Regions from separate parts of the Homo sapiens genome. Here all the other regions are linked to region 1. The links are chromatin loops, found by intact Hi-C in ENCODE. Cell type or tissue: mammary epithelial cell. All regions are shown on one strand. Each heading gives the region's core, and the rest is flanking DNA. Links, peaks and the distances in the headings are about the cores only.

Region 1 (4,551 bases), core at 310-4,309:
AGTAGGGAGTTGGTAGGAAGGGGTGGTGAATGGAAAGGAATAATTACATCTGTCCAACCTGCCTTGTAGGAATGTTGCATGGATCAAAATAAGGCAATGCCAGTGAAAGTGAAATGGGAATGAAAGGAGATAAAGCATTTTAATGATGGGCTGGTGTTGTCCAGGGAATTGCAACCCAGAGGTGATTTGCATGTGCAACTGCATTTTTTTTTTTTTTCGAGACAGAGTCTCGCTCTGTTGCCCAGGCTGGAGTGCAGTGGTGCAATCTCGGCTCACCGCAACCTCCACCTCCTGGGTTCTGCCTCAGCCTCTCCAGTAGCTGAGATTACGGGTGCATGCCATGACAACTGGCTAATTTTTGTGTTTTTGGTAGAGATGGGGTTTCTCCATGTTGGCCAGGCTGTTCTTGAACTACTGACCTCAGGTGATCTGCCCGCCTCAGCCTCCCAAAGTGCTGGGATTAAAGGCGTGTGCCACCAAGCCCGGCTCGTGCAGCTGCATTTATTAGGAAAAGGTTACAGGTAAGAGAAAGTCCTGAATAGCTGTAGCTTAAATATGAGAGAGACATTTGTTTCTCTCCCAGGTTAAAGGCCAAGAAGCCCCCAGTCCAGGAGGGGTTTGGCAACGCCACAATTCTTAGGACCCCGGCTCCTTCCGCATCTCTTCTTTGCCATCCTCCATGTGTCTCCCTGTCTTAGTTTGGGTTCTCTAAAAACCAGAGACTGAGGCCAAAGCTAATGTACAAATACTTTCTTGAGGAATGCAACTCCAGGAAGCAAGAGGAAGGGGGAAAGAGGTGAGGCCGAGAAGGAAGGAGTAGAATACAAAGGGGTGCTTTACGAGGCCGGCCCCAGCTTTCAACAAATGCAGCTAATTGTTTAGTTTCACAGAGTGTCTCTAGAAAGGCCCACTGGGGCTTGGAATAATACATATGAGAAGAAGGGAGAAAAATTTGCCTGGCCATGTCCCCCATTAGTCAAAGTTGGCTTCACGGGGCAGCAGGACTCCACACTTCCAGGTGGCACCAGCTGGCATCTCCTAGCTGGGAAAAGCAGCTCCTGAAACAGCAGCAGGAGCATCTGCATTGTGAACACAGGACCTGGGGCCAGTAAGTGAGCGGGTGTGAGTCAGGGGGACTCTCCACCTGCCCATCTCAGCCCAACAGACCTTGTCTGGAAAGGCCGTGTGTCTACCTGAATGAGTAGATCCCCGGGTTTCTTGCTCTTCACAGTAACAGGGAAGCCCTGAGGCAGGTGGTGGGAGGCATGTGACGCGAGGCATGAAGCAATGTGCTGTTGGGTTGTGCCTACAAGCAACATGGGAAGTCAGGAACATCCACCACCATGGGCCCAGCCTGGCCAGGCAGGTGAAATGTCATGGCACAGTAATCTCTGCCACCAGATGGCATGAAACTCAATGAACCTCATTTAAAAAAATAAAAACTCTTTCATGGTTTACAAGAAGGTGGTGATGTCAGGTGATCCTCTCAGAAGTTTAATGTGGTACTGAGCAGAGGAACCACACTTGAGCAGATCCTGGGAAGTAGATACACTGGCTGAGACATAGACTTCATATGCCAAAGTGGCTGCATGAGCTCCGGCCATCATGTCCACATTCCTGCTAACAAGGATGGTGGAAAGGAAAGACTGAGGCACATTGCCTTTATCTGTGGTCACTTCTAAAAAGTTGGACACTATGCTGGGCATGGTGGCACCGGCCTGTTGTCTCTGCTTCTGGGGAGGCTGAGGTGGAAGGATTGCTTGAGTCAGGAGTTTGAGTTCGCATCTCTAAAATAAAAAAGAAAGTTGCACACAGCATACCTGCTGACTTTTCACTGGCCCAGACTTAGTCCTAATGCCACACCTAGAAGTAAAGCAAAGGCAATATTCTGAGAGATCTCATGCATAGCTGAAAATTGCCAGAATGGTAAAATAGAATATTGAGACGAATTGGCAGCTTATGGCACAGCTGCCAGGGTTGGGAGCGCCTGAGGGGGCACTGCAGAGTGTGCCCAGTGTGTGCTCCCATTTCAAATGGGCATGAGCAGGATGGGAGGGGGAGGAAGGAGAGTGGAGATAAGGGAATGGCGGTGTGGAAGAGGTTCAGGGGAAGACAGAGATGCAAAAGAAGAAGGGAGAGGGAGGAGACAGGCAGTGAGAAACGAGGGTGAGGCAGAAAGAGGGACAAGAGGATTGCCCCACCTGCAGATGGGACTCGTTTTGTTTCTGTGGAAACCATGGAGTTTTTAGTGGGCAACAGATGAGGATGAGGATGAGGGTGGGTTCTTGCCGGCAGCAGCACCTCTGTCCAGCCAGGGCTGATGTCGTGCTAGCCTTGGCCTGTACCCTACCCTCCTCCTGCCCCTTGCCCTAAAACCCAGCCAGGCAGACACTGCCTCCCCCTTTTCTACCTCCTGCCTCCTTCCCCTCCCATAGTCTTGGAGCAGGAAGTCAGACATATTCCTTCTAGGGTCATGTGGACTAGATTCACCCCATCAGCTTGGCATCAGCCTCAGGCTCTTCTGTGGCCCTCTTGCACCTGTACTCTGAAATGGCCTTTCTTGTTTCCAAAAAGCTTCTGGGGAGATGGAAATAAGGTCCAATCTGCAGGACATTATGGCCAAATCAAGGATCCCTAGCCACTTCTGGGGCACTAAGATTGCAGAAGGATCATAGACAGCATTTGCTTAGGACAGACATCACGATGGAACAGAACCGTGAAGAGAGGTGCCCTCCTCGCCTAGTGGTGTCCTGAACTGAAGCTAGCTGGGTGCTTCCCCAAACCTGCGTTAACTGAAACCAGCCAGGTTCCTCCCTGCCCGGCCTCATTACTCATCTTGCCACATCTTTCTTCCTCCCTGAAGGAGGAGCCTGGCCCCAGGTGTGTCTCAGCACTGCAAGACGCTTGGTGCTCGCCCGGCCTCGAAGGCTCACTCATGACAGAGGCATCCATGTACCCCTGGGACACGTCACGGGGTGTGTCCAGCACCAGGAAAGGATCTGCCTTTTTGTGTTTCCCTCCCCTGAGGCAGGGCAGGAGTCGGGCAGGGACTCGCTGGACTGTGAGGAGAAGCAGTGTGTCCTCACCTTTCCACCTTCCTCTGGCCACAGCTTTAGCTGCTGAATGATAACAAGGCTGCCTGCCGATCTCATAAGAGGGCATCTTGGGCAAGGCAAGGAGAAAGGGCTTTGGAGTCTTGAGTTCAAATCCCGGCTCCCCCAGCTGCTGTGCAACCGTGATGTATGACAGCCTCTCTGGGCCTCAGTGTTTGTATCTGCAAGATGAGGCTCTGACATAGACCTGATTAGGTTATGGTGAGGATTACACAATCCCTGCTTGAAAGGCACCTGGCTTGTTCTGAGTAAACCCTGTGACTCCCTTTAATTCCTGGTGGGTGGCTTGCTTGTGCCCTCATGAGGTTCAGCACTTGGCAGTACCCTGTCACCTGTTCATCATTAGCAATGACGGACGCAATGCTTCCTCTGTGACAAAGCCTCATCCGACAGAGCAGGACTGCAGGGCTTCTCCAGGGCTTGGGGAGGGGGACAAGGGCAGTGCGCACAGTTCCTTTTTGTTTGCTGATGCCACACTAGGCACGTGAAAGGGCTGGGTCAGAGAACCCAGCTTGGCCCACGCTGTCTCGGTTGGTGGCCGTCCTCACCTTCCTCACCCTTCAGATCCCGTAGGGAGCCCCTGCGGTGGTGCCATGGACGGGAAGCATCCCACCGTGCTTGTGGCTCACCTCGAGGTCCAGGTGTCACTGCATGGCCTGAAAAGGACTGTCTCCGAGCAGGTGCTCCCTCATCTCCCCTCTCCCGATTTCTACAACATCCTCTTCCCTGGCTCCTCGCCACTCCCTCCACTCTTTTTTCTTTAAACTTTTATTAAAGAATAACATCCCTCAATTTTTTTCCCTCCAACAAAGAACAAGCTCATGACCAAGAACAAAGAGGACATCTTGACCGTGTAAGTAATGATGACCGCTCTGTCCCCAGCTCATAGGGACCCTGAGGACTCCAGGTTGCCTCCCTATGTTGGCTCCTGATTCAAGCAGATGGCAGGGGGGTGTGTCCCAAGGAGCTGGGTGCTGATGTCAGGAGCCCAGCACCCTTGTGGAAGCCAAGAACGACACTGAGGGGGCAAGAAGAGACTGTGATGAGCTAAGTGATGGTGTTGTCCCCAGCACGCAACAAGGGCTGGTGCGGCAACTGGCGACCTGAGAGGGAGGGCTGGTCCCAGCAGGGAGGTGTTCATAGAAGGGAGAGATTTTCGGTGAGGAGTGGCAGCACAGTCATTCTCAACCCAGTGTGTCTTGGGAGATGCCTATGGGGTGGAAGTTGGATGATCAGGCTGTTATTGGGTCAATCTGATTCAAGGAGAGGGAGGAGAGGTGACGTGGCCAGAAGGAGGGCAGGAGGGTGGACAGCAGAGAATGCAGCCGGCCACCCGGGCCATCCCCCTTGCCTCCACTCACTCATCCTTTCCCACCCCTGGGCCGAGGATGCGTCTCATTAGGTAGTTTTCAGATGGGTAAACTGAGGCAGGAGCCAT
Region 2 (4,551 bases), core at 331-4,330, 53 kb before region 1:
CATGACTTGTATTATATTTCTATTGGACAGGGCCGGGCTACACATTTAGAGCCCATAATCATAAACAGCAGGGCTTGCTTTCATAATTTTCTTGGAAACTAAGGTATCAACTCTTTATGTATTTTGTCTAGATTCAAAATGCTGTATACAGAGAGCCTTGAAGAGTTGATAAATCTAGGGCTTTCTGTTGGAAAGCTGGAATTTGTTTTCCCCCAAAGGGAAAACATTAGATGACATCAGGCATATATGTACAGGAATTGAGGATGGAAGCAGGGGGGTGTCAGTCCGATATTAATAATTCCGGAGTGAACGTAGAAAGGCATTCAGCATCTGAAGAAAGGCCTGCAGTGGAAGCAGGAAATCTGAGTTTTAGCGTTCCTTCTGCCACTCAGAGGAGGAGCTGAGAAAAAGCACCACGGGTGACAATGCAAGGTCTGCACACATGGGAGTCCCCAGGACCAAGTCTCCAAGGCCTGGGGGAGCAAGTGCAGATGAGAGCATTTTAATTCCAATTTTATAAGGAAAAACAGAATTTCCTGAATAGAATGCCCCTGAACTCCTTTGAGCATGGAGCTCACCAAGGTTTAGGAAACTTGTTAAAAAAGCAAAACTAAGACAAAGAACGCCTCATTATTGTGGTCAGACTCCTCCCCTCCTGCATAGGATTCACTGGAACGTGAATTACAATCTATCAGTTTCACTGTTGTCTCCCCACCAAGAGCCTGCGTGTATAATAAACCCGTGGAGTACTCATACAAGGTGTGATGAGCAGAAGCGCACAAGATTATGTTTATGGGGCGCCTGGAGGACCCAGAGGCTGAGAGTTAGGGCAGCCTATAGGAGAAACAGTCTGTTCTCTCTCCGGTCTCATTTTGCATTTTGGAGTCATTAACCCAGACACTACATTATTTAACCACGTGAGACGGTCTTTCGGGTCTGATTTGAAATCTACAAAAATGAGGAAGCCAAGGGATGAAAATGCAAGGTCATGCTTTAAGCCTGTGTAACATTCAAGGGACTTTCTCCCTAGGAAAGAAAACAGTTGGGCTAGTACGCCCTTCAGATGCTCCAACGTTGAGTTTCCTTTTGTGAAGGATTTAAACCAGATTGTTGCTTTTACTTGAGTTGTGCTGATTATAAATACTTAAATTCCACGACGTATTTTAATTTTCAATGTGCACGATGTCCAGCAAGGAGAATTCTGTCCAACATTTTTTTCCCTGTCCAACACCTAAAGGCTATTCATACCAAGTCAGGCCGTAACTCCACAACTGCATTTCAGCATATCTCCTGTTTACCTTGTACAGTAGTATAGTAATCTGAAATAATTTATACTAGGTGCTTATCTATTATACTTTATACATAAAAAACAAAGACAATTTAGAGAAATAACTTACTACATATTTTGAACGAAACGCCCTGGGATGTGGTGGGGTAGAACAACAAAAATAAAAGAGAAATTTTTAAATCTGAAGGGAATTTTATCCTGAAATATAGATTTTTAGATAGATTCGAAGCAAAGAGGATAATGTGTCATGCTATCTTTTTTCTTTTGTCACAGCTATTTTTAATCTTGATTGGTTCAGAAGTTGAGGCATCCTGAAATTCTACTGGGTCCAGTCATAGCTGCATATACAATATACACCCTTCCCTTTGTTGGCTGTATGGGCATCTTTTTTCATTTCTTGATCTTTTCTCTAGTTGTTGCTTACAACACATCATAGTCAGACGATCAAGATTTATCCTCTCGGAATTTCTCTTAATAGTTCAACTGCTGGAGTCAGACAATTGAGTTCAAGTCTCACTTGCAAGCTCTGTGACCTTGAGCAAGTTCACCAGTCTTTCTAAATCTCATCTGTTAAATAGGCATAATAATGGTGCCAACTCACAGGGCTGGTGAGGATTAAAAGAGATTATTCACATAATGCCCTTAGCCCGGTGTCTGGCACTCAGTAAATTGTGACTGTATTTATCTCTCCTCTGCCAACCTCACCCTGCCTTCATACAGAGCCGTGCCTCCAGGGTGATCGGAAGCCTCAGCACCAGCATCCCCAGCAGCCTGTAAGAAATGCAAGTTTTCCATCCCACCTCGGACCCACACAGTCATCCCTGGGAGATCTATGTGTGGGACAAGTGTCAGAGGCACCCTACACTAGATTCTAGCTTCCTTCCACCTCCGGGTGGTTCTGCACACCAGCTCACACTTTGCTCTCAGGTCCTGCCCCACCTCATTCCTGGGAACAGTCCGGCTGCAGGTGTGGAAAGAGATGGAGGTAGATTCTGGGAAAGGGCTGTTGACTCAGTACTTCTGGATGGACCAAGGGCGTGGAGGGTATTTGGCCCATCCCTGCCTCAAGCACAGCCAGCAGAAAGGGGAACTGAAAGGAATTTCTGAGTATGCCTCAAGGAAGCCAGGGGAATTAAGCAAGCCCTTGGGGGAGGGGAAGGGCCTGAATCCCTGAATAAAGGTGAGGCAAGTCGGCTCTGGGATGCAAGCTTCCCAGTAAGGCTGCAACGGGATGCCCAGCTCCCTGATCAGCAGCTCTCCCTCTCCGTCACTCCACACCCTTCCGCCAGCCCCAGGGGACAGCGGCTGCATGTCCCAGCTGCACTGCCTGCTTTCCTCCACAGCTGTACCGGGAAGACAGTCCAGCCCCCACCCGTCACTCCTCTGACAAACGTTTGCCCTGGTCACCACGTATCTGGGTCATAACCAACAGATCTGCTTATTTGCCTCATATGGAAAGTTGTGAGCTCACTCAGGCCAGGATTTCAGTCATTCCTGCAACCACTATTTACCAAGTACACTGTGGCCAGGCTTCATCTGGGGGCCAGGATACAGCTGAGAACAAGGCAGACGAGGACCACAGCTAGCACCCCTTGTCCCGGCAGACTCATCCCACCAGCGGGGCTCGACTGATCCCCTTGCCTCTGCTCTCCCTCCCTAGGCTCCACCTACTCAGAAGTCCTCGGGCAGCATTTAAGGACACGAATCACCTGACTTCACTGCGGGGAAATCCTCTCACGGCATGACTTCCTGTCACAGTAGAATAGAACCCACGCTCCGACCCATGACCTACAGCTCTCAGCATGCTCACTCTAAGAGCTCTGCCAGCTTACAGCCCTCACGTCCTCATGGTGCCAGCAGCCTCCAAACCTGGTCCTGCGACACAGGATCTCTGTTGGTTCCTCATCCTGGGATGCTTTTCCCAGACCCTCCATGTCTAGCTCCTTCCTCCCATTATCTGACAGCTCTGTGGAATGCAACCCCACCCACCCATCATCACTATCTCCCATTCTGCCTTAGTTTCTTCCTTCGTTCTTCCTTTTCTTTTTGACAAGGTCTTGCTCTGTTGCCCAGGCTGGAGTTCAATAGTGCAATCATGGCTCACTGCAGCCTCAACCTCCTTGATCCTTGATCCTCCCATCTCAGCCTCCCAGGTAGCTGGGACCACAGGTGTAAGCCACCAAACCTGGCTAATTTTTGTTGTTGTTGTTTGCGTTTTTGAGAAAGGGTCTCACTCTGTTGCTCCCTGGGTTCAAGTGATTCTCCCATCTGAGCCTCCCGAGTATCTGGGACTATAGGCACGTGCCACTACGCCCGGCTAATTTTTGTTTTTGTTTTTGCTTTTGTTTTTGTTTGAGACTGAGTCTCACTCTGTTGCCCAGGCTGGAGTGTAGTGGTGCAATCTCCACTCACCGCAACCTCCACCTCCTGGGTTCAAGCGATTCTCCTGCCTCAGTCTCCCAAGTAGCTGGGATTACAGGCGCATGCCACTATGCCCGGCTAATTTTTGTATTTTTAGTAGAGATGGGGTTTTGCCATGTTGGCCAGGCTGGTCTTGAACTCCTGACCTCAGGTGATCCACCCACCTCAGCCTCCCAAAGTGCTAGGATTACAGGCATGAGCCACTGCACCCAGCCAGACTTGCTAATTTTTGTATTTTTTTTGTAGAGACGGAGTTTCACTATGTTGCCCAGGCTGGTCTTGAACTTCTGGGCCAAGTGATCTGCCAAAGTGCTGGGATTACATGTGTGAACCACCATGACTGGCCTGCCTTAGTTTTCTTAGTAGTATTTATCCCTGCCTAAAATTCTCTTCGATGACTATTGTCTTACACATGCATTTGTTTACTGATTTCTCTCCTTCCCTAGAACGTACAAGTTCCATGGAAGCAGAGACTTAGTTGGCTTGTTCACCACTCTATCTCCAATGCCTAGATGGTGGCTGGCACTCATGAGGAGCTCAATAAATATATGTTGAATGAATGGATGGAAAATGGTTGGATTTGGAGTTTATAGAATATCTCACTAAATTCTGGTCCTGAGGTCTTTTTTCTCCCACTCCCTCAGTAGAGGCACAGGCTTTTGAGATGGCCAGCAGGCTGCAAATGTGACTCCTTAGTCTCTAAGATTTGTTAGGGTGTCAATGATGGAAATCTAATGATACTTCCTGGCTCTAGTAGAAGTCCTTCAGGACGTCAGAAAATAGATTTAGGGAAAAGTTGCTATTGAATATTAGCCTGGGAGTAATAAACATTCATTGGTAAT
Region 3 (4,551 bases), core at 220-4,219, 340 kb before region 1:
TCTGGTATGCAATTCAAGAAACAGAAATTAGTGGCATTTCCCTTGCCTGACAGTATGACCAATGTCTATACAACAAGAGAATACTTTCTACCTTCAGCATAGCAATCAGGAGGTATAGCTGCCATGCATATGCACAACTATAGTTTAATTTCAAAACTAATTAAAATTTCAAAGGGAACAATTTCTCTTATGGAGAAAAAACCCAAAACACACAAAAACCCTATCTGAATCAGGAACAGAAAAATTTATACCAACCTATATATGTTAACCATGCGTTACAGCAAACCTAAGTGCACAGAAGACTTAAATTCAGTAGTATTAAAAGCTAATATGACAATGTTTCAAATGTATCTATTAATCTGATTATTAAAACCTGGGTCCAGCAATGCTCCACACTTATGTATATAATATCAAACCACTTGAGAACCAGTAGCAGGTATTAGCAACTCTGGGGAGTTTTCAACCCTGGGATTTCCATGAAAATGTCCATTAATATATAACAAGGCCAAGAAAGAGTCTGGTATAGCACCATGGAGTGCTGAAGTGTTCTCTACCTATAAAATGGAACTACTGAGAAGAATAAAATTAGCAAATAACCTTGAAAAAAGAATAAAAAAAAAAAAAAACCAACCAGGCCAGGCGCAGTGGCCCACGCCTATAATCCCAGCACTTTGGGAGGCCGAGGTGTGTGGATCACCTGAGGTCAGGAGTTTGAGACCAGCCTGGCCAACATGGTGAAACCCCGTCTCTACTAAAAATACAAAAATTAGCCAGGCGTGGTGGTGCACACCTGTAATCCCAGCTACTCAGGAGGCTGAGGCAGGAGAATCGCTTGAACCTGGGAGGCGCCAGGTTGCAGTGAGCCGAGATTGCGCCACTGGACTCCAGCCTAGGCGACCAGAGCGAAACTCTGTCTCAACAAAAAACAAACAAAACCCAAAACCTAATAATTTCTGCTGAGTAAATACCTATTATTTTCCAAGTTAGGATTATTCCTCATGGCCAAAAAGCCATGTGGACACTATTCCAGGTGAGTTGTTCAATTCTGGGCACAGACATGAATTGTGGAAGAACACTGGGTAAAATGAAGACAAACTCATAAAAACAGAACAAGTCACCTCTCAAGTCCATTCCAGCTCTAAAATTCTATGGTTTTTTACAGTAAGTCTTAGTTGAGGGCACTCCTTCCTTCCAATTCACCATTTGATGGTTTAAATTTAACTTGAGACTTCCTTTAAGTTCAGTATTCCTTTTCTACAGAGACTATGTTTTCCAGGATGTCTATGACTTCTCTGGTACCTAGGGATCTTTGGTATCATTTGCTTTTAAAAATCCATGACATTTTATATATTCTTTTGGTGATAAATATGCACAATTCACATTAGGAATACAGACAAATGGCCAGGCGTGGTGGCTCACAACTGTAATTCCAGCACTTTGGGAGGCCAAGGCGGGCAGATCACCTGAGGTCAGGAGTTTGAGACCAGCCTGACCAATATGGTGAAACCCCGACTCTACTAAAAATACAAAAATTAGCTGGGTGTGGTAGCACGCGCCTCTAGTCCCAGCTACTCGGGAGGCTGAGACAGGAGAATTGCTTGAACCTGGGAGGCAGAGGTTGCAGTGAGCCGAAATCATGCCATTGCACTCCATTCTGGGCAACAGAGCAAGACTCTGTCTCAAAAAATAAAGGGAATACAGACAACCTGGTATGGTATTTGGACATCATCTGAATCTGTTAATGAATAACTTTTTTTCTACAAATCTGGGCAAAATATATAATATTTTAGTATATGTCTGACTATACTGAAAGGTTTATTCTAACACGTCATGTTAACTCATGAAGCAGCTGCACATCACTGAGGGGGAAGGAAAGTATTCAGAAATTAATTTTCCATATAAAACTCCTGGGTGTCAATCATTCTAAAGTATCTTTCAAACTTCCCTGTTTCCTTAAGCATAGCATGGTGAATCAATGTATGATTAATTCAGCCTTTTGTGGGGGTGACTCAGGATCATCACGATGAACAACTTACACTAGGCTGCCTCTGGAAACTAGTGACATACCCACCCCCCCCCACTTTACTTTTGCCACTGTACCACATGGCTCTGTTGGCCATGCTTGTTTTTCTCAATTGAAAATTTTCCTGAGATAATTGTGGATACACAGGCAGTTTTAAGAAATAACACAGAGGGCTCCTCTGTCCAGTCTGTGAAATTCCCCCAATGGGAATCCGCCATGCCGTTTGAATTCTTGTCTCATCCCCTAACATCTTTTCTGCTTGTTGTCAATGTGTCTCCTTCTGATGGCTTTTTTCCATCCCCAACATTGGCCTCAGAAATGTAGACTGGAAAATGTGAGACAAGGTGGCCAGGGCTGTATCTACAGTAAGAATAAATAGTGCTGAAGTGCAGGCCTAAAGGATCAATGGGAATCAAGGTAGGAGTGTTAGTACCAGGACTTCCTAACACCTTTGTGGCTTTGAAAACTTTATTTTACATACCTCTCCCCCCACGTATACCCTGCTGGCTCTCACTCACTCGCAAGCACATCGGCTGAATATTCTGGACCGAAGAATGCCAAATAAGCGACCTCTACATAAGCAATATACTACTTTTGAGTCAGCTAGCTAATCAACTGCTATATCCACAATGGTAATTGGCAATCCAGCAGTGTCCAGTGTCTTACTGTGAATACTGTCTACCAAGCCAATAATAGTTTGGAATGAATACACGCAGCTTAAAACACAAACTTTTTTTTTTTTTTCCTGAACTCACTGATGTTTCTGAGGAAGTTTTAACTTATCAATCACTGGTACTATGGAACAATTTAATTACCTAAGTTGAAGGAATGAAGTTATAAGAAAGATACAATGAAGAGCATTATGAATGTGCTTTAGAGACTTCAGTAAATAAGAAAACTGTCACTTTGTTCTCCTACTGCATTAGGAACTTCTCAAACAAAGAAGCTTGATGGAGGCAGACAGAGAGGGGCTTATCAGCTTAGGACACGGGATGGATGGTACAATTAACTGTCACACAGTCAGATATAATTCACTCTGATGAGGCCAGAGAAAGAAAACAAGGCAAAGAAAGGGCTCATCTTGTCCCTTTAGGTAATATCCAAATATCCCAGCACGGAAACCATCTTTTCCTCAAAGGTTATCTACACACGTGGCCTGAGAAGAAAGGCAGTAAGCCTTTGGGGAGTTGGGGAGAAGGAAGGAAAAGAAAACAGGAGGAGGAAAAAGGAAGACCTCTTTTCTGAACCACAAATGCCTCATGCTGCGCACTCCAAGCTGAAATGCAGTATGGTAGGTATTCTAAGGGGGAAAAAAACAACTACATTTCTTTCCTATTACTGATTCCTCTCTGCTTCACAGACCCAGCTCGGCCAAGTGGAAAACGGCTGCCATGAGTTCTGCAGAAGCTGCATGTCTTGCCCTGGCAGTCTGAAGGTGAAGCAGGCTTCAGAGGTGGACAGCTCAGGGAGAATCCAGAGAGGACACAGAAAAGCACACCAGGGCACCTTCTCCACGAGCCACCCACAGTCCATTTTACAGGCTAGAGCTCACCCTCTCAAAGTTAGAAGGTGCTCCAAAAACAGCTGGAGACTGGAGACCATAAACTACAAAATGCATGTGATGTTAAGATACTAAGAAAAGTACGGTTTCATTCTAAAACAGATGCACACAGAGAATTGTTTCTTCTGCCATGACAATACAGTTCCTTAGCTTTCAGAGTGCCAGACAAACTAGAATCAGAAACATCTTCCAACCAGTGTGAAGATGGAAGGAAAAAGAGCTCCTTTTCCTCTCCCTCCCCCACCACCTCCTCCCCACCAAAAAAAAAAAAAGAAAGAAGAAAGCCACGACACACCAGAAATAGCCTATGTGAGTCTGCTTCTAACAGCCAAAGGATGTGTGCACTATGAGCGGCTCCCTTGCAATGTGTGTTATAGTGAGCTCAAACATGACTATATATGGTATGTTTACGGAGTGAATGGACACAAACACGAAGCAGAACTTATATCAGACCCAAACTGGCTTTTAAAGAGCTCGGTTCCTCCACATTTATGGCCACAAGACGTCCCCTAAGTCAGAGCTAACTGTGGATACTTCCAGCAGTAATGTCTCCTGACTTGCTGGCACCGAGTTGCAGTGACTCCACCTCACTGCCCTCCCAGGCTGTCTGCGTGTGCACACACTTCCTTCTCCGTCCCCACCTCGCCTCCTCCCCTCCCATCTCCTGCTTTCCCCCTCTCAGGCCATCTACCCCCGGTCCCACAGAGACATAAATGCACATTCAAGAATGCTGCTGCTGAATGGGGCCTATGTTACATGACAGAGGGCATGGTAAGCGGGCCACAGACTGCTCTAGAAACAGATGGCAAGGCTGAGGCCCACAGCCGCTGCCTGCTTCTCACACAACAGGCTCCACAAAGTGTTTTATTCACATCCATGTTCTGCCTAGAAGGAAAGCCAGATACTGAAGTGTGTGTGTGTATCTGTGTGTGTGTGTTGGTGGGGGGAGTATAGTCTGAAGATGTAT
Region 4 (4,551 bases), core at 132-4,131, 80 kb before region 1:
AGATGGGCGTGGCATTGAAGCCAGAGTGTTCTAGGTACTGTGTGTGTGCTGGGGGTAATGTGTAAGTTCTGTTTCCCAAGATGTTGGGAAGAAACCCTGCCTGCCTGGAGTGGCTTCTGGGATGCAGCCTCGGAGCAGGCCTGGTGGTGCAGGAAGCATCTGGCTGTCACGCCTGGAGCTAGTGTGCCCCTGGCCCCCGGCCTGCTTGCTGGCCAGCCTGGAGCATGGAGGGGGAAGAAGCTGCAGAGGAAATTGGTGGGTGAGGCCACCACGGGTTTGCAATAGGTCTCAACCTGTCACCGTCAAGGCGGGGCCTCCCATAAAAGGCCTCTTTAGCCAGAATTTGGGTTCCTTTTGAGCCTTGTACAGCACAAAATGAATCCAAGACAAGCAGACAGTCTGGTTTTACTCCTTCGGTTGATATATTTTAAACTCTGTAGTGCATATTTACATTTTTAACCACATGCTGACTTACTGTTTGTGTGGGGAGGTCTGTGCTCTCCTAGTGCCTTGTCACGGGGAAAGGTCATCCGAGGCTGGGCTCCTTCATGCAATCACCAAGTCTGGCTGTGGGAGAAAAGTCCTGAGTCCTTGGGTAGCTGTTGTGGTACCTGCTCTGAGAAGTCCCCCAGCCACTGGGCCTGGACCTGTCCTCAGCTGCCAGTTCAGTGGGTCTCGCCTGCACCCCAGGCCGTCTGTCATCTGGCCAGGCTCTGACACAAGGGTCACGGGGCTGGGGGAGGCTCCTGGCCAGGTGTGGCGAGGGGCAAGCCCACACAGAAGGCAGCCCTCTGCCCAGGAGCCTGCGGGTCTCCAGAGCCTGCTTGCACAACGCTTCCTGCGTGCGTTTGCATCACAGCCTCAGCAACTGTCGCGTCAGCATGTGACCTTTACAATTGTTGACAAGGAGCCACTTCTGGAGACTGTGCTCAGAAGGAGGAGTCCCTCTTCCCGCCACTCTCCTGCCTGCCTGCCCCACACGCTGCGGCCCACCGCTGGCCACTTGGCATTTTATTTCATTTAATTTTAAATTTATGTTTATTTTTTGAATTGATTTTATTCTGTTTTATTAATTTAATGTAATGTTATTTTAAAGATGGGGTGTCGCTCTGTTGCCTAGGCTGGTCATGAACTCCTGGGCTCAAGTGATCCTCCTACCTCAGGCTCCCAAAGTGCTGGGATTACAAGTGTGAGCCACCATGCCTGGCCTATTTATTTTAGAATTTATTTTATTGTTATTTTTAACCTCACTGCCTGATGCGCACTTTTGGAGAATTTGGCACTTCTCCCTCCCTGTGAAGACCCAAGATCGGCCCCCGTGTCCTGGCATCACTGCTGTCACCTCCAGGCATAGTTTGGCAACAGCCCCACCAGCACACACACGCACCCCCTGATATTTTCTGATTCTCAGTGGGGCTCGAGGAGCCTCCTGCTCCCAGCTTTATCTGACCTGGGGAGGAGTCGGGTGAAAGGAAAGGTACAGGGCACCTTGTAGAAGACCTGGCAGAGGAGGCTGGAGGAGGGAAACATTTCCGGGCAGGAAAACACTAATAGGGCCGTTCAGCGGCTCTCAGGCCTAGAGGGGTGTGATCCCTACAATTCAAGGCAGGCCCCAGACCCGCCTGGGCTTAAGGGCTGCAGGGGGATCCTTTTCTCTCCCTCATTGCAATTTAGGCCATTCTTCCCTGGAACACACGAGTCAGAGTCAGCCAGGTAAGAGGCAGAGAGAAAGCCAATTCCTGTACCTGGAGGAGATGTGGATGCCATGGAAACTTGGTGCCCTTGGAGGCTGCATGAAGTTGAAAGTGGCACGGTGGCAAGCCCGGGAACTGGGAAGCGGGGATCAAGGGAGAAGAAAATTGAGATTTTATTATGTATCCTCTTAAGCATTGTGACAATTTTATCCCACATATAGAAGAATTTTTTTTAACATTACACTAAAAAAGTTGCACAACTTTTCACTGATTTCTTGGAAATAGGAAGATACAGAGATTCTCCGAGTGACTCACGGTCAGCCTCTACTCATGGGCATGGGTGCTGATTGTTTCAGCCACTGGTACCTCCTTGACTGCTTCCCAAAGCCAATTAATCACTAAGCTCTACTAGTTGTAGCTCTTAAACATTCTTTCAATACATGGATTTCTCTTTATTACCCCCTAATTCAGGAGTCAGTAAACTATGGCTCTTAGGCCTGATCTGTCTGCTGACTGGTTTGTAAATAAAGTTTTATTGGAACATGGCTATGTTCATTCATTTGTATACCATCCAAGGCTGATTTCTTTTTTGAGATGGGGTCTCTGTGTCACCCAGACTGGAATGCAGTGGTGCGATCTCGGCTCACTGTAGCCTCAATCTCCCAGGTCCCAAGCGATCCTCCTACTTCAGCTTCCTGAGTAGGTGGGACTACAGGCATGCGCCACCATGCCTGGCAATTTTTGTTTGTTTGTTTTTTTGTAGAGATGGTGTCTCATCATGTTTCCCAAGCTGGTCTCAAACTCCTGGGCTCAAGAGACCCACCTGCCACAGCCTCCCAAGGTGTTGGGATTACAGGCGTGAGCCATGGTGCCCAGCCCATGGCTGATTTCTTTATTGTTTTCTTTTCTTTTTGAGACAGGGTCTCACTCTGTTGCCCAGGCTGGAGTGTAGTGGTACAACCACAGCTCACTGCAGCCTCGAACTCCTGGGCTCAAGCTGTCCTCCCACCTCAGCCTCCTGAGTAGCTGGGACTACAGGCATGTACTACCACATCTGGCTAGTTTTCAAATTTTTTTGTAGAGATGGGGCCTCGCTTTGTTGCCCAGGCTGGTCTCGAATTCCTGGGCTCAAGTGATTCTCCCACCACAGCCTCCCAAATTGCTGGGATTACAGGCCTACGCCACTGCTCCGGCCCATGGCTTCTTTTCTTGCTAAAAAGACAGAGCCGAAGATGCCCCAGATATTTGTTATCTGGCCCTTTACAGAAAATATTTGCTGACTCCTGCCCTAATTCATCCATTAGCGTCTTTCAGTGGAGTGAGTGAAACATCTTCCTAACTGATGTCTATGCCTCCAGTCTTGTTCTCCTCCCATCTATTTTCCTCACTCTGGCCTTTGTAAAGGGAAAATCTGGTTATGGCACTTGGCTGCTTGCTCCGCTGCCTCCTTCTGCTCTCTTGATGGATTCTAAACACCTTCTCATGGTCTGCAGGATTCTTCCACTCAGCCCCCGCCCTCCTTTCGCCACTGTGCCACGTTCAGCTGTATGCAGCTTCCAGCCACCGAGTTCCCACGGCACCTAGGTCTCCCTGCAGGTGTGGCCATTGGTGTGTGCTGCTTCCTCTTCCTGGAATTACCTTTCTGTCTGCTCCTTACCTGGCCAACTCTGACTCATTCTACAGTTCTCAGGAAAGCCTGTTGGCTTCCCAAGGCTGGGCTAGGAGGCTTTTCTGTGTGCTTCCATGGTGCCAGGTTATATTGAAAATTTCATTTGCTTCCTTCCTTCTTTCCTTCCTTCCTTCCTCTCTTCCCCCCTCTTCTATATATTGTATTAGTCACTAATTGCTCTAAATACAAAAAAACAAAACAAAACCAAAATAATCCAAAGCTCCCTGCTGCTCTCGGAGGCTTGCATGCTGGTGGGCAGAGATAGAAATTAAGCAAGATTAGGAGGTAGGGTAGAGAATATTAGAGAGGAAGATGTCTTGAGAAGAAGAAATAAATCAGGAAGAGGATATGAAATACTGGGGGTGTTGACATTTTAGATGGGGTGGCTAGACAAGGCCTCCCTGAGAAGGCCTCTTTTGGGGAAAGACTTGCAGGATGGGAGGGAGTGAGCAATCTAGCTATTTGGGGAAGAGCGTCTAGAGGTATGGTATGGTGAGGTATGGTATGGTATGGTATGGTATGGTATGGTATGGTATGGTATGGTATGGCATGGCATCTAAAGGTATGGTACAAAGTCCTGAAGACAGGAGAAATGAGGCCAGTGTGGCTAGAGAGGAGAAAAGGAGGAAAAGAGCAGGAGGATGGATAAATGCTATGGGGTGGCCAGGTCCCACGGGGCTGTGGGAAGGACCTTGACCTTTACTCTGAGGAGCATGGGAGCCATTGTAGAGTATTGAGCAGAGGAGTGACATGACCTGTCTGGAGCTTTCCACAGAGTCCTTCTGTCTGCAATTTTACTCTCCATTAGACTGACAAGCTCCTTGAGGGGAGGCACTGTGTCTTGTTCACCTTTATTCTCAGGACATAGCACATCTAGCTTTAGAAGACCTCAATATATATTTAACAAATGAACAATGAATGAATGAATGCATGCATGCATGAATGACTGCTATCTCCCAACCGCCAGATCCTGGCTCCTAAGGGCTCTGGGAATCTTCTCCCTGTGGAAGGAAAGCTCTGGTAGAAAATGCTGCCAACAGCTAAGGCCTCGGGGTTCTTAGCTGCTTGCTTGGATGTCACTATGGCAGCAACATACATCCAAACCAGTTTTCACTGTTGCCACAGAGCAGCTGCTTAATTAATCAATGTCACCCGGAGGGAGGATTTCAGGGGTGACCCTGCCCTTCA
Region 5 (4,551 bases), core at 207-4,206, 180 kb before region 1:
TGACTAGCACGATGCCAGGCACACAGAGGGGTGAATGATGTGTGTGTGTAACATTTGGAATGACTATAGAGTTCTTAAAAGTTATTTTGATGTTTGAATTTTCAAACAGATAATTGACACATGCAGTACTTTTAAATCAGAAAAAAATGCTGTCAGTAGATGCATTTCAAAATGTTATATATATGTGTGTGTATATATATACACATATATGTGCGTGTATATATATATACATATATGTGTGTATGTATATATATACAGAGCCAGACCCTATTTCAAAAAAATATATTTTATTATATATATAAATAATAATATTATATATATAAAATATATAAATATATATATATTTTTGAGATAGGATCTGGCTCTGTATCCCAGGCTGGAGTGTTAACAGTGTAATCTTGGCTCACTGCAACCTTGCCTCCCTGGCTCAAGCGATCCTCCCACCCTCAGCCTCCCGAGTTGCTGGGACTACAGATGTGCACCACCACACCTGGCTAATTTTTGTATTATTTGTAGAGACAGGGTTTCGCCATGTTGCCCAGCCTGATCTCAGACTCTTGTGCTCAAGTGATTAGCCCACCTGGGCCTTCCAAACTGCTGGGATTATAGGCATGAGCCACTGTGCCCAGACAGCTAAACTGTTTTTAAATGGTGTGTAATTAATAGACAATAAAATGGTTGAGCACAGTGGCTCATGCCTATAATCTCAGCACTTTGGGAGGCTGAGGCTGGTGGATCACTTGAGACCAGGAGTTCGAGATCAGCCTGACCAAGACAGTGAAACTCCACCTCTACTAAAAGTACAAAAAAAAAAAAAAAAGCTGGACGTGGTGGTGCGTGCCTATGGTACCAGCAAGTCAGGAGGCTGAGGCAGGAGAATCACTTGAACCCGGGACGTGAAAATTGCAGCGATCTGAGATCACGCCACTGCACTCCAGCCTGGGTGACAGAGTGAGACTCCATCTCAAAAAACCAAAAAAACTAAATACCATAGACAATAAAATATACAGACCTCGTGTTTAGTTTGATATGTTTTGCAAATTGGCATGCACCTGTGTAACCACCACAAGCAAGACAGAATGCTTCTGTCATTTTATTTTATTTTGAGACAGGGTCTTGCTCTGTCACCCAGGTTGGAATGCAGTGGTGGGATCATAGCTCCCTACAATCTCCAGCTCTTGACCTCAAGGGATCCTCCCACCTTAGCCTCCCAAGGGGTTGAGACTACCGGTGTGCACCGCCATGCTCAGCTGCTTCTGCCATTTTAGAAATTCCTTGTGTGTTACCTTTCCAGTCAAATCCTTCATGCCCTCCAGAATGGCTCACTTTCTACTTTCTGCCATCACAAGTTAGTGTTGCCTGTTCTAGAATTTCATGCTAATGGAATTATACAGTATAAATTCTTTTACATCTGCCCCTTCCCCCTACATCACAACGTTTTTGAGATGGTTCTGCTTAGTAATGGTTTGTTCCTTTTTGCTGCTGAGTAGTTCATTGTATGAATGCACCACAGTTCATTCACCTATTCTCCCAGGATGAGTGGGTGTGTGGGTGAGTGAGGGAGGGATCTTGAACATCTATAAGGCATAAGCCATCCTGAAAACTTGGAGGATGGATCAATGAGAGCGGAACGGTCTGTCTGGCTCTGATCTTGGACCCTCGAGGTCTAGGTAAATAGGTCTATGGTAAATGGCCCCAGACGGATCTGTTCTTTCTTTTGTATTTGTTTTCTCCATTGACCGATGGTTAATACACCTTTCTTCTCAGAGTGACTGTGATGGCACTTCTTGTGCTAATATTTGGCGTCTGCGTTGCAATGGAAGACAGATCACAAAACGTCTTAGAATCATGATCTGAGTCATGGTCTAAGAGGGGGTCTTGTATGGGGACTGCAATGTGGGTTTGGGCTCCTCCGAGGCCTTTTCTTCCCTTCATATTGTGAGTTTCTCAGCTATGTTCCCATGGCTGAAATGGCTCCTGGATGGTACCCTCTAGGCAGTTTGGGTCTCTGAGCTCTGACTTCCTGCTGCTCTGAACACAGGCCTCCCATGCCTACCACCCGGCTCGCCTCTCTCTGCCTGCCCCAGCCTGCATACCCTCCATGCCCGGCCCATCCTCTTGCTTAGCATCTTCAGCACTGACCCCAGTCTCCTGCTTCTATATTGAAACTTGTTCATGTCCCTGAGCCCAACCTGGTGTTCCAGACCCTGACTTCAGCTTTGCCCTCATGACTCATGGCACAACCCTTCCTGGCATGGATACCTCTTCAAAGTGCAACTCTACACAGGGCCAAGGTGTGAGCACCGGAATTGGCCAGCCACACCTTGGCTCATCACACCTGCCCATTACCCCTCCTGATGTGGCAAAGTACTGGCTGTGCCCACTCACACAAAGGGAATCCCTTAACCCTCACAGGGGAGCTCTGAGGCTAGTGATAGTATCCCTGCTTTAGGACACATGCAGAAAAGAAGTGCAGAAAAATGACGTGACTTAACCAAGAAAAAGCCCCCGCCCCCAAAGGCCATGCACTCCACAATGCCTGACAAGTTCCCCATCATGGAACTGGGTGACTAACTGTCCCCATTTGCCTGGGACTCTGCCAGTTTTACCACCTGAAGTTCTGCATCCTGAGAAAACCCCTCCAATTCTGCACAAACTAGGATAGTTAACCTGAAACTTAAAGACAACTTTGAAAAACACAGCCCATTTTAATTAGAAGACCCTCTTGCATTTAGTTCACCCATTGAAACAATGATATTGTCATCTCGAAGTACATTTATTAACCCAAAGGAGGTAACTGTTTAAATAGTACAGCTTGTGTAGAGTATGCCTGTCCGTAGTATCCACCAGCTGCATATCTATTTGTCAGATCATCAGGGTTTGGACTAGGCTGGATTGAGAAGGGGTCAGGGCTCGCCTCCGCAGAGTCCAATAACTCATGTGTTCATGTCTGGAATTTAACACACTGTCGAATCACTACTGCTTTGGGCACTGTGTTCCTAGAACGTATGTAATACACAGTACTGCACTATGGGAGGGGCGTTTACTCCATCTCCCCATACTCAGGAAGTGCCAGCTTGCAGGATCTCTTTATTTTGGAAAATCTCCTAGAAGAAAGCCAAAACAAAAACAAGGAACGCTTTCCATTCTTCTTGCGCAGGAACGCATGCCCTGGGCGAGGGAGACGTGGCCTTCTGGCTTTCAGACTGCAGAGATTCGTAGCTCTTTGCTTCATGTTTTTTCAGCCTTGGGAGAAGGATGTTGCAATCTCACCAAGATTTAGGCTGTTATCAATAAAATGATTTCTTCTCCGCAGATATGTAAGGTTTGGGGAAGACTTATTTGTTACATTTTTATTATTTTATTTTATATTTTTTCTTTCTCGTTTTGTCTTTTCTAATTTTTTTTTTTAATTTTCTATTTTCTGGGGAAGACTTTTAAAAACAAATCTGGGCTGGGCATGGTGGCTTATGCCAGTAATTCCAGCACTTTGGGAGGCCAAGGCGGACGGATCACTTGAGCCCAGGGGTTTGAGACCAACCTGGGCAACATGGTGAAACTCTGCCTCTACAAAAAATACAAAAAATGAGTGAGGCATGGTGGTGGGCACCTGTAGTCCCAGCTACTTGGGAAGCTGAGGCAGGAGGATCGCTTGAGCCCAGGAGGTTGAGGCTGCAGTGAGCTGAGATCGCGCCACTGCATTCCAGCCTGGGCGACAGAGCAAGACTCCATCTCAAAACAAAACAAAAAACCCCAAACAAACAGAAAATCTGGAACTATTGTGGCAAGCAGAGAAAGTGCAGAACAGAATCAGACTTAGGTGCGAGCAGGGATGGCTGAGATCCATGAAACTGAACCACTCTCTAGGCAGAAAGGGATTTGTTTTCAAGCAAGTGGTAGACACATCTCGGAAGAGGGCAACTCATTGTGGGCTATGAGGCCTTGGGGGAGCAGAGGTCACCTAACTTCTGTACAGAAGGGAAGCTGTATATGAGAGAAGGCAAGAAGGCAGGGAAGTTTGGCATTGTGTACGCATGGGCACAGGTGCTTGTGTTTCTGACTCCCAAGGCCACCTGCTTTTCCTTCCAGTGGGGTCTCCCACTTTTGTACTCCCCCTGGTGAAGTGTCACGCAAGTACTAAGTACATTGTATATGATTCTACTGGAACCAGTGACTTTTTTATTTTTGTGAAGGATCTTGGAGTCCCACAGACCTGGATTTGATTTCTTGCTCTGCTACTTAACAGTTTCGTATCCCTGGTGAGTTGTGGAATCCCCTGGCCCTTGGATTCCTCCTCTGTATAATGGGGCAACACGTGCTTGTCTATCTCCAGATGTGTTGCAAGGATAATAAATGAAATATGAGAGTGCTTTGAAAACTATAAACTGCAAGGTAAATAGTGCAGCAAGTTGTTATGGATTGGACTGGATTTCCCCAAAGTTCCTATGCAGAAGCTCCAGCCCCCAGTGTGACTATATTTGGAGACGGGCTTTAAAAAAGATAATTATGATTAAATGAGATAAGAAGGATGGGGCCCTAATCGGACAGAAT

The links. Peaks named below come from ENCODE experiments on the same cell type or tissue, not always from the same donor. Only the 100,000 strongest peaks of a DNase experiment are listed, where the experiment ranks them.
Region 2: a loop joins it to region 1, with 4 times the contacts of the local background. A loop is called at or near these places in 11 of 110 quality-filtered maps.
Region 3: it touches region 1 in a loop (2.3-fold over the local background); 5 of 110 quality-filtered maps call a loop at or near these places.
Region 4: it touches region 1 in a loop (8-fold over the local background); 6 of 110 quality-filtered maps call a loop at or near these places.
Region 5: it touches region 1 in a loop (2.9-fold over the local background); 2 of 110 quality-filtered maps call a loop at or near these places.

Annotation. Positions count from the first base shown.
Region 1 is chr6:6,802,131-6,806,681 of GRCh38, reverse strand. No RefSeq gene overlaps it. Among named protein-coding and RNA genes, the nearest start is that of LINC03055, 81 kb to the left of the region's middle. RefSeq lists enhancers at 2,489-2,628, 2,639-2,698, 2,949-3,128, 2,438-3,637. In mammary epithelial cell, for the core only: CTCF peaks have their summits at 1,352 (motif pointing right), 2,740 and 3,428; a DNase peak (open chromatin) is centred at 2,901; H3K4me3 peaks cover 153 bases; H3K27ac peaks cover 3,593 bases.
Region 2 is chr6:6,855,166-6,859,716 of GRCh38, reverse strand. No RefSeq gene overlaps it. Among named protein-coding and RNA genes, the nearest start is that of LINC03055, 28 kb to the left of the region's middle. RefSeq lists an enhancer at 1,862-3,061. In mammary epithelial cell, for the core only: no CTCF peak of the experiment used is centred there; a DNase peak (open chromatin) is centred at 2,366; H3K27ac peaks cover 249 bases.
Region 3 is chr6:7,146,071-7,150,621 of GRCh38, reverse strand. The region is part of intron 1 of RREB1 (ras responsive element binding protein 1); the gene reads right to left. Among named protein-coding and RNA genes, the nearest start is that of RREB1, 40 kb to the right of the region's middle. RefSeq lists enhancers at 4,025-4,174, 4,433-4,551. In mammary epithelial cell, for the core only: no CTCF peak of the experiment used is centred there; DNase peaks (open chromatin) are centred at 2,021 and 4,191; H3K27ac peaks cover 2,137 bases.
Region 4 is chr6:6,881,958-6,886,508 of GRCh38, reverse strand. LINC03055 (long intergenic non-protein coding RNA 3055) reads right to left here and starts at 836. Exons shown (of 3, transcript XR_926430.2): 1 at 476-836. The region is part of intron 1 of LOC105374903 (a long non-coding RNA gene); the gene reads left to right. In mammary epithelial cell, for the core only: no CTCF peak of the experiment used is centred there; no DNase peak of the experiment used is centred there.
Region 5 is chr6:6,979,856-6,984,406 of GRCh38, reverse strand. No RefSeq gene overlaps it. Among named protein-coding and RNA genes, the nearest start is that of LINC03055, 96 kb to the right of the region's middle. In mammary epithelial cell, for the core only: no CTCF peak of the experiment used is centred there; a DNase peak (open chromatin) is centred at 2,266.